Linked DNA regions of Mus musculus: region 2 is linked to region 1. Evidence: chromatin loops called from intact Hi-C (ENCODE). Cell type or tissue: heart. All regions are shown on one strand. Each heading gives the region's core, and the rest is flanking DNA. Links, peaks and the distances in the headings are about the cores only. Region 1 holds the start of Lmod2 (leiomodin 2 (cardiac)). Region 2 overlaps Asb15 (ankyrin repeat and SOCS box-containing 15).

The links. A loop is a pair of places that touch in the nucleus more often than their neighbours do. Peaks named below come from ENCODE experiments on the same cell type or tissue, not always from the same donor. Only the 100,000 strongest peaks of a DNase experiment are listed, where the experiment ranks them.
Region 2: a loop joins it to region 1, with 2.6 times the contacts of the local background. A loop is called at or near these places in 4 of 42 quality-filtered maps.

The regions. Positions count from the first base shown.
Region 1 is chr6:24,595,220-24,600,606 of GRCm38, forward strand. Lmod2 (leiomodin 2 (cardiac)) reads left to right here and starts at 2,552. Exons shown (of 3, transcript NM_053098.2): 1 at 2,552-2,936. The coding sequence starts at 2,664. In heart, for the core only: a CTCF peak has its summit at 2,316; DNase peaks (open chromatin) are centred at 2,472 and 4,602; H3K4me3 peaks cover 3,414 bases; H3K27ac peaks cover 4,035 bases.
Region 2 is chr6:24,540,328-24,545,714 of GRCm38, forward strand. The region is part of intron 1 of Asb15 (ankyrin repeat and SOCS box-containing 15); the gene reads left to right. Among named protein-coding and RNA genes, the nearest start is that of Asb15, 15 kb to the left of the region's middle. In heart, for the core only: no CTCF peak of the experiment used is centred there; DNase peaks (open chromatin) are centred at 2,264 and 2,914; H3K27ac peaks cover 326 bases.

The DNA of each region.
Region 1 (5,387 bases), core at 216-5,215:
AGGGTCAGAAGTTCTAAAGGGACTCTGACCAACACCCTAGAACAAATAAAGTTATTTTCCAACTTAAAAAAACAAAACAAAACACCATGTCTTCCACAAAAGCCCATGGTTCAAGATCAAAAATAAAACCCAATGATGTTAGTAAACTTGACTTACTCATCACTCAACATGTTAGTAAATCCAAACCACACTGAGCCTCAAATATTATGAACAACTATTCTGTATCTTCAAAACATAAAAGTAATTTTTTAGAAATTAATTAATCATACATAGTTTCAGTATTTGGTCTCTGAATGTCATTTCTGGATAGTGTTGTTTGATTCTGAAGGCAGAACTCTATGAGTTAAAACGAAACATATTTAGCCGAACCATTCATGCCGAAGAATGAATTGAGAGAACTCAGACTCCCTAATTTGACTGCATCACAAAGCTACAAAGCATGAGAGTAAAGAGTGTTGGCAGAGAGGTGGACACACAGCTGCAGACCAGAACCACCCAGAAGCCCAGCCTTACATCACTGATCAGCTACATTTCCACAGAGGTGCCAAACAATTTAGCAGAAAAGAGAGTTTTCTTGACAAATAATTTACAGAAGAGTATAGATATAGATATAGATATAGATATAGATATAGATATAGATATAGATATAGATATATATTACTTTCTACACAGATAAAAATTTTATCAAAATAAGCCTAAACCTAACAAGCAAAATCTGAAAAACTTTTGAGCAAAACACAGGGGTAAATCTCTGTGCCTGGGGATTAGGAAATTGATTTTTAAACTATAAACACTGAGAAACACCAATAGAATAAGAAAGGCTCATCAAAAAAAAAATCACTTTTTTTTTTCTTTTTAAGATTTCTTTCTTTCTTTCATGTATGTGGGTATACTGTCGCTGTCTTCTGACACACCAGAAGAGGAATCATTACAGATGGTTGTGAGCCCCCATGTGGTTGCTGGGACTTGAACTCAAGACTTCTGGAAAAGAAGTCAGTGCTTTTAACCACTGAGCCGTCTCTTCAGCCCCAAATCACTCTTCTAAAAACACTAAAAGGCAGACCAAAAACCACTTGTCTCCTCAAAGTATTTGTTTCTCGAATACATAAACAATTCACAACGGTGTAAAAAGACAACTCAATTTAGAAATAAGCCCAAAACTTGCATATTTTACTAAGGGCCATTAAACACATGAAACTATACTCCATTAGTAATAGGAAACTGAAAACCACCGACCGGTTCTCACCGGACATGGCTGTGACCAGGAAAACCAACAATAAGAGGCAATGAACAGAAATGGCAGTGCTCTCCGCCTGCTGTGGGAAAAGCACGGGTGAGCCATCTTAGAAAATGGGTTTTCAACTTCCTTACAAGTCATTTTGTCCTATAACCCAAAGCTCTACTACAGAGCAGTAAAAGCCATGAGAGAATTAGAAGCCTTTCAGGTAAGTGCATGCAACATCGTTAGTCATAGCCCAGTCCTAGAAATAACCTGAATATCACCAACAGCTGAGTTCTTACATGCTCTATGTTGTGCATGTGTCGGGATATGTATATTCCTATGCACACACATTACTACAGTCTTATACATCTGTAGTCTATAATTATTATGAAATCCTACAAACTCTATAAATAGTATAATATCTTCACAAGAGTGAATACATTTGTATAATTAAAAATTATCCAGATACCACTTTGGTTAAAAATTATAGACCCTTCCACTCCTTAGCTCTGTTTTTCTAGGCTAGTTACTCAACCTTCCAGGGGTCTATGCTTGTCAGATATGGGCAAGGATAATACTCCCCATAAGATTATGGGACTAAATGACATAAAACGTGCAGAGTGCTTAGCATTGGACTGTCCTGTGACAGTCTCTGATAAATTGGAATAATCCAGTTTCTATTCACATACAGGAAGGAGAAGGCAGCCATTTGGTGAAGTGGAGACAACTCCTGCCCTTCCAGCTGTCGGCTTTCAATTTTTTTCCCTTAGTCTCTCAATCTCGATTGCCAAAATCTGTAAATGAGGGTCTAAAGTACAGGCAGCTAGAAAAATCACAGGACAGATACTGCAAAGCACTAAATGATAAAATCCTGTTTTATCATAGCTTCCGTCCCCATCACACCACCCAGGGTATGTTTATAAAAGAACCAGACTAACTACCCACAGGACAATGTGGGGCTATTTCCCAACCCCTAAGTTCCTAATGAAAGGATCCGTTCACGTCCTCAGTGTCTGTGGTAAGACGTTCTCAAAACAAAGTTTATCCTCCGTTGTTTGAACACAAAGAAAGGAGAACCATGGCACCTCCTATCTGAGACACTCCGCCTGGCCTCACCAGCTATCAGGCACAAGCTAAATATGGCTCTGGCCACTGTGTGAATAATCCCTGCTGGTTCTGAGACCTCCATCCACCACTGATGTGACATTCTTTGTGTTCAAATGTCTAGCTGACGTCTGATGCCTAAAACAGCCCATGCCTTCACCCTCTCCACATTGTCACGGCCCTGCATCACCGCTCTTAAAAGGTTCCTGAGGCCACTCCTCACACCAGCTGCTGACCAGCCCGACCAGCCTGACGCTCGCTCGCCTCCCTGTCTGCCTCTGCTTGCCTTGAATGCCTGGTTCTTTAAGCTCTTGGGGAGTCTGACAAGGCCGGGACCATGTCTACGTTTGGCTACAGAAGGGGACTTAGTAAATATGAATCCATTGATGAGGATGAACTTCTGGCCTCCCTCTCACCTGAAGAGCTGAAGGAGCTTGAGAGGGAGCTGGAAGACATTGAACCTGACCGAAACCTTCCTGTGGGGCTAAGGCAAAAGAGTCTGACAGAGAAAACCCCAACAGGAAACTTCAGCCGAGAGGCGCTGATGGCGTATTGGGAAAAGGAGTCCCAAAAACTTTTGGAGAAGGAACGGCTGGGGGAATGTGGAAAGGTAGGCTCTGAGGACCATACCCATCTGTGCCCATCGTCTTGATCCCCACCCCCACTCCAAAGACAGACAGCCCTGTTTTCTGTAGCTTCGCAGTAGTTATGGCTTTAGCTTTCTTATAACTCAATGGTATCCATTACAGAAATATTTTCTAGGCCAAAATGGTCTCACTCCTGGTGAAAAAAAAATTTTTTTTTTTTATTTTTGGTTTTATTAGCTTTTGTTTTTTGTTTGTTTGTTTGTTTGTTTTGTTGTTTTGTTATATTTTTGCTTCTAATTTAAAAAAATGGGAACCTGGAGAGAAAAAGTGTTTCCCAACCAGAGTGTGGGTTTGAAGGGGTCATCAAATACTCTAAGGCACTGAAGTTGTATAGCATGTTTCTGATGCAATTTTTTTTAAGAGAAATAAATCCATTTCCTGATTCTTTGACAGTAATAATGGCAGCAATAAAGTTAGTTTCATGTTTCCAATGACCACAAATCCAAGGCTGTGAGGAAAATGTGGGAACGAGAGACAGGAGCCCTGGTTCTTTGTCCTGTTCTGTCGTTAACTTGTTAGTTTGCACAGACAAACATTTCTTCAGGGTTCTTTTGCCACCCACCATCCCATCCATCCATCCATCCATCCATCCATTGAGGGATCTCAATTTTTTGTTCCTTTTTGTGAAAAAAAAAAAAAAGATCCTCTCTTTTGAGGTTTTAAGATGTTCTAGAGTTTTCCTCAAAGAAAATTCACACTTTTGCGTATAGTTCTAAATGATGAAACCCACTAAGGGTTGTGGTTAAGAGTGCATGTACAGACCCATCTCTTGAGAATCTTCCTACTTCCTGATGGGCATTCTGAGACTAGGAAACACACTTGTGTTGGAGAACTCGGGTCCAGGAAGCCCTTGTGTGTTGCCCAAGGAAGAGTCATTTTGAATATCCCAGTAAGTTATCTCTGAAAGGAAGTTCAGGAGACTGATCTCCGGGAAAGTCATTACAGCAGTAGAATGTTGAAAGCAACCCTGAGTTCATGGAAGAAAACAGGCCGGGAACAACTGCTCAAAAACCCGTGTGCTCCACTGAAGTCACTTATAATCAAAAAGGTTCGTGGTGGTCAGCTTTCTCCAGTATCGATCTGGGAGCTGTGGTGATCTCAGTGATAGCTTCATGCCCCACATTTGTAGCTAGATATGTGTGAGCATTGCCTGTGTCAGCCAGGCATCACGGGAAGGGCCACTAGGACCAAGGCAGGATCTCCCAAGGCCACTACGGCTGTAGTAGTGAGGAACCAGAGGAGGAGATGAGGAGGGAACCCATGACCAGTCAAGATCTGAGCTAGTCAGTTCTTCTGAGAACATCAGAGTTGGATTTGCTTTGCTTATTTGTTTCAGCCTGATGTCATAGAATGACATCATATTATACTTACTAAAGAATTTCCTTCAAAATAAGAATACAACTGTTCATAAGAAGCCAGGACATGGAGACACCTACAACAATACCCTGACAAAGGCATTTTAATGTCATAATGTTATGACAGCAGAAAGAACCAAAGGGCAAAGCCTGCTGTCAGCTGTTGCCGAGCTCCACCTCATGCTGCCAAAGGTTCTGCTGATCCTGCCAATGGCTTATCGGCCCAATTAGTGCGGCTGTCTTCTTTACCAACTCTGATTCCTTTCTGGGATGCTTAACTTTTCTCCCACTTCACCGTTCCAGCCAGCTGTCCCTGGAGTCACAAGGGTACTGAGCAGAGAGAGTAAACCAGTCCTACCCGCAGGGAAAATTTCCAAGCAGCTGAGGGGAGAGGGGAGCAGGTGCCTGTCTCAGTGACAATGGGACAAAGAGGTCCCATGAGGAGAAGCTGGGGTCTGAATGGTGCTTGTGGGATCAGGCTACTGACTTTGTGAAGGTTTCAGAATATTCTTAATAGTGCCTCCTGAGGGTCAGCCTTTTTTTTTCATCAATCTAGGTTGACCCAAATGTGTACTATATCAGATCTAGGTACCCTGGGAATGCGACAGCGCCGTTCTCCTCACTAACTAGAGTATCAGCTGGGTCTAAGGCAATCAGGTGCCAATGACTTTTCTCACAGTATCTCATTTCATCTTACTGTTTTTCACTTGAGTGCCGAGACTAGGAGAAATTCAGGAACTTATGTGAGAGTAGCAGCTTGTCAGTCAAGTTGGAACTGAAACTAGAGACTCTTGGCATGAAGGCCGTTTTTCAGACTTGTAGATGCCTGGACAGCAGGATAGACTTCACTTGGTACTACGAACAGCACAAATTCTAAGCCTCTTCAGTATCTGCAGATAAGGAACTCTTGAGGGTGGGGCCCAACCAGCTGCAGTCTACCAATTCTGCCCAGTAATTAGGACACATGCTAACATGGACTATAAGAACCATTCAATTCCTTGAGACTCAGAAAAGATTTAGTGGTTTGTCTAAAGGCAACTTCCTATTTATAAGGAGAGC
Region 2 (5,387 bases), core at 253-5,252, 55 kb before region 1:
AACTTCCTCTCCTGCATTTGCATTTGTGGTGCTGCTTGGCTGTGAAATGGCTAGAATGATGTCAGCACCATGGACTTTCCCACAGGTGTGTGACTCTCCTGGAGGAGTTCGGTGCTAATACATTTGACTCAGGACTTCAGTTTCCAGAAGAAGCAGGGCAATCATCTAAATACTTTAGAAGCAAGATAGAAACTGATAACTTCTTTCCTTTCATTTCTACTTTGTTCCCAATGATTGATATATATATATATATATATATATATGGCATTTTTTTCAGAAGGCAGAACTTTGTCTGCAGTTCTTACAGGGCTTTATAAAAAGGTACTGCAGTGGGTGTATTATAAATGGATCTGAGGGACAGTGCATGGATTATGTGTAATGGTAGCAAGAGATGTATTTCATTTCATGATGACAAGCCTGCAGACCTCATGCTTGTTTTCAGGAACATAAAGTACCCGGGGGTAAAGTGAGGCACTCAGGGCCTGCATGTGCCTTAATTAAATATGGACACAGGGATACTCCAGCGCTCCCTTGGAATTCCCATTCAATACCACCCAAACTCTCTTATCCTCTAAAGAGAAATGGCTGAGTCTGAGTCCAAGGGCAGTCTCTAAAAGTACATCTCAGGCATTCTAACCTCAGATTCTCCATGTCCTTTGCTATAATTATCCCCTTGAACCAGGACATGCATGTGTTCCTAAATATAGAGAGAAGGGAGGTGTCTCTGGATGTCGTTCACATTACATTTACCTTCATCAGGGTGGTGCTATTCAGTAATGCTTTGGTCTTCAGTCATACCTTTCTGAAACTCACCCTCACCAGCAAACCAAAGACACATTTACACAAATTATTTACTAATTTACAATTTCACACGCACATTGTCTGAAATCAGATTCATTTATTTTCACTTTGAGAAATGACACTTTCAAAAATGGCAGTTGTAAAAGTAATTATTAATAACACGAGCAGATCACTTTTTACTCAAAGGGTGTTATTATATATGTGTATGGATGGCTGTGTACTTGAGGAGTAGGCCTAATAAAGGTTGTGGATGACATAGGCACATTATTATTACTGTTTCCATAATACTGGTGAGTACATTGAGTCTCGATACTTCTTATTATTTGGGAAGAGGTCTTAGTCTGTAGGCCAAGCTGGTCTTGAGCATATGATACACCTGCCTCTGCCTCTGCCTCTGCCTCTGCCTCTGCCTCTGCCTCTGCCTCTGCCTCTGCCTCTGCCTCTGCCTCTGCCTCTGCCTCTGCCTCTGCCTCTGCCTCTGCCTCTGCCTCTGCCTCTGCCTCTGCCTCTGCCTCCCCAGTCAGTGCTAGCATCACAGGCATTTGCTACTACACATGACTCAAACTCTAAAGCAAATAGAGTTTGCTTTAATGCTCTAAAGGTGATAGAGACAATGAGGTAAAGCAGTATTTATTTGTAAGTGTGTTATTCAATACCTCAAGTCCTTAGTCACGAAAGTTCTCATCTCTCTCTCTCTCTCTCTCTCTCTCTGTGTGTGTCTGTGAGTGTGTGTGTGTGTGTGTGTGTGTGTATGAGCCACTTTAAATATCCTATTGAATCTGATTTGGGACAGAAATATACAGTAACTATTCTGTACATGTGACAGCACAAAATGCTTTAAGATCAAAAGACATCACTGCAATGTGCTGAACCACATTTGAACATGTTGAATTCTCTTTTTTCCATAAGTTCTACTAAACTCCAAATATTTACTTGAATTTTTCAGATAGACATTAAACAGCATTGTATGAAAACTGAAGCAGTTAGCATCTTGAGTGTCTTTGATAACAATTATATGAAAAAGTTCCATCAGGTTAATAATTTTAAAAATGTATATGACTCTTAATCCCCATCCCTTACTTTGCAGTCTTCAGTTTACAGTGTTATAAATGTAAATTGTTTTTCAAAGTTTGCTCCAAGGATGACAGAAGCACTCCTTGTTTATCACAGCTAAAGGGCAGGCAGGAAGCCTGCTCCTTCCATACTGTGTCTTTCTGAAGTAGAAGGTCAATGGCAGATTTACTACAATATTCATATTTCCTCAATGGCACCAAAGACAAAGAGGTAAAAAGAAAACTCAAGTCTAACCTGTTTCTTCTCCCAGAATCCTACAGTAGGAAAAGGCAGGAAGGTCAATGCCAATGAAGACAATTTGGAGCTGTGGGATGAGGGCTGGGAAATGTCACTCAACCCCAGAAGTCTGGAGGCTAGAGATCCTTGGACAGGGTTGTGTCACTGGAAAAGGGAGAGGGACAGACAGAAGCCAGATGGCTCTGTGAATGTTGACAGTGGTTGGGTAACAAAGATAGCCCTGTCAAAAAAATCTCCAGGCAGGTTGTTCCCACCAGGAAACTGGTAAATAAAACAGCAGGTTTTATTAGCTGTAGTTAATTTTTTTCTTCTGATTTTGTGGCCCTTTAAGGATATAGCCCCTTAAACTAAAATATTTTTCTGTTTTGTTTTTGCTTGCTTTACATCTGCTACATACTTGAAAAAAAACCCACTATTCCATATATTTGCTTATTGAGCTGTGCATTTTTGGTCAGAATGGATACAGCTGAAAGCTCTGTATCAGATCATGTCTGGCAGTTCTTAAAAGCAAACCACAGTCAAGACAGTAAATTGGTGTAAGATCATTGCATCCAATGTCATTTGATTTGGGTCTAAAAGTTGAGGAATGAAAAAAAATAGTTGGTATTGAAATCACAGGAAATCACACCTTTACATCTTGATTTCATTCTACAATCTGCTTTGACTTCTGTGGGTAGAAGGTCTTGCTCTTCCAGCACGGAGCCTCCCTGGAGCTGAGTCAGCAGATCATGTTTTCTGTAAACTCTTTGAGCCAATCAGAACACAGTTAATCTTATTATTCTTCCATGGGCTTGTGTTTCTTTTGATGAGAGTCAATAGAAGTCATGGGTAATTCTTTTCTGCGTGCCAGGGAACACTTGTGTTTCTGCTGCACAAGGTCAGATCTTAATTTAACAACCGACTGAATACTTAATTTTAGATACACTGAGGAACACATTAGCTCCACGGCACTTCCCCTGGTTTAGGAAGCCAAGGCCCCGGGTAAGAATAACAAGACGATCATTCCAAAAGGTGAGATTATGAACTATTTGATCTGTACCTCACCAGCTTACTTATGGAGGGAGTGTCAGCACTGGAAACATTTGGAACAGATGGGCACACTGGGGGTGGTGGAAACTCATTACTTCAAGCCTGATTGGTCACCTATGGGCTCACCTATCTAATTATAGCATAAAGCTGGGATCGATTTGTTGATTTATAGACCATCAACTCAGTAATTATTATGCATCACAGAATCATATCATCAGAAAAAGAGGTCAAGTAGGAATATATTAATGAGGAATACCCATGTGCATGATGTAGATCCCCAAGAGCCTTATGTTTTTTTCATGGTTTCTAGGGAGGGGAAATGACATTTGTCAGTAATTAACATAAATATCCCTGAAGTCTCGTTTTTATCACTGATTGCAAAAGATAGATGTTTTGTGTTCAGATTAAAAAAAATATTCTTTAAGATGGAAAAGAAAAATGCTGAACTGGGTAGATCTGGAAATGTAATCGTGTGGGTGATACTATAGACTTGTGGGGCTTCAAGGCCTTAAGATGCAGCAGATGCCAATGCTCCTCGGCTATTCCTGAAAATTTTATAGGAAATTGTCAATATAGAAAATGGCTTTATTTCTAAAGAATACCTATCACTGTTTCATGGTTGAAGCACTAAAAATATCATAATTTTATACTTTAGTTGTTTCTATAAGGGTACCTAATAATTTCTAATGAAAATATGCCCCATGTTTTCCCCTGGAGTCAATTAGTTTGTGAACTGTTTAAATTATTTTACAAAACTTTTTCTGAGGTTTATGAATTTGTAGGTTACAGAATGATACCTGCATTTCAAGAATCCTTCAGCTGTAGTGAACCAGCTAGACCTGTGTGGTCTCTTAGAGATAACCTCATCTCCACCATCCCTTTGATGTCTGTGCATGAGCAGATTGCCTGGCCAACTTGGTTTTGGTTTCACTTGTGAAACTGGAAGAGTGTGTTGTGAACAGTGAGTTACTCGGTCCATATAATGCAGTCAGTACAGGAGGCTTCAGTAGACATTTGCTATGGGGATTTTTAAGTTCACTAAATACATACTTTCTGAGGAACAACTGTGATTGATTTTTGCCTTAGTGCTAACCCTGAAAGAGCAGAAAGAGCACCTGAAAGGTGTCTACCATATATTGATTTTAAATGATTGATTTATTTTAATAAGTCTTCATTACACTTGTTTACATATGTGTGTATACATGTGTAGGTGCGTGTTCATGTGATGACATACTTGTGAAGCTCAGAAGAGAACTTTCAGGAATGGGTTCTCTTTTTTACCACATGGCAGCAAGCAACTTTACCAACTAACCTATTTTGATAGCCCGTTTATTATTTTTTATTTGCACATGTGTGTGTGTATACATATACTCATGTGCATACGGAGGCCTGAGGTCAGCACTGGGCATCTCCCACTCTCATCACTCTCTAGCTTATCCTTGGTTCTTCAGATGGACCTGGAGAATGAGGACAATGAGTCCAGAGCTAAGGGCTTCAGACATAGATTATGATGCTAGGTTGGTTGGTTGGTTGTGTTTGGTTTGGTTTTTATATGGGTGCCGGGTATTCTAACTTAGGTCTTCATTTCTTTATGCAGTAGATGCTTTACTGATTGCGCCATCACCCAGCGTCTAGAACACAGTATTTAAAAGCAAGAAACTCTAATAATATCCATACTGTATTGGTAGGTGGGTATCTGTATTGGATACTGTCTGGAGGGTCCTGAGTCTGAAACACAGCTGACATTGAATATGTATTTTTGAATGGTGGATAGAATACCCTGAATCCATTAAGACAATTACTGTTGGAAACCCATGGACAAGTTTTCTTTTGTGTTTTTGTCTATCCATAGAGAGATGTTTTCCACACTATGAAGTTGACTCTCAACAAGGTATTATATTCTGTGATGATCTGAGTATCGAAAAGGAGACATTAGTACTGATAATGTCTTCAAGAGAATTCATTAAGTGAATAAACAGCTTTTCTCAAGGATGCTAAGTAACATCTATGCCAGCCTGGAAGCCTCTGTCCTGTGTTAATTTCTGTTCCACGTTTGTCCTTGTCAGCAGAGCACAAGCACATATAAGACTTGCTTATTAAGTCTGTGAATACACAGACGTTGGGAGGGTAGAGATGCATCCAATCTTGGCAGATGGGAATAAAATTCAAACTTCAGAAATGGATGCTCACAGTCAGCTATTGGATGGATCACAGGGCTCCCAATGGAGGAGCTAGAGAAAGTACCC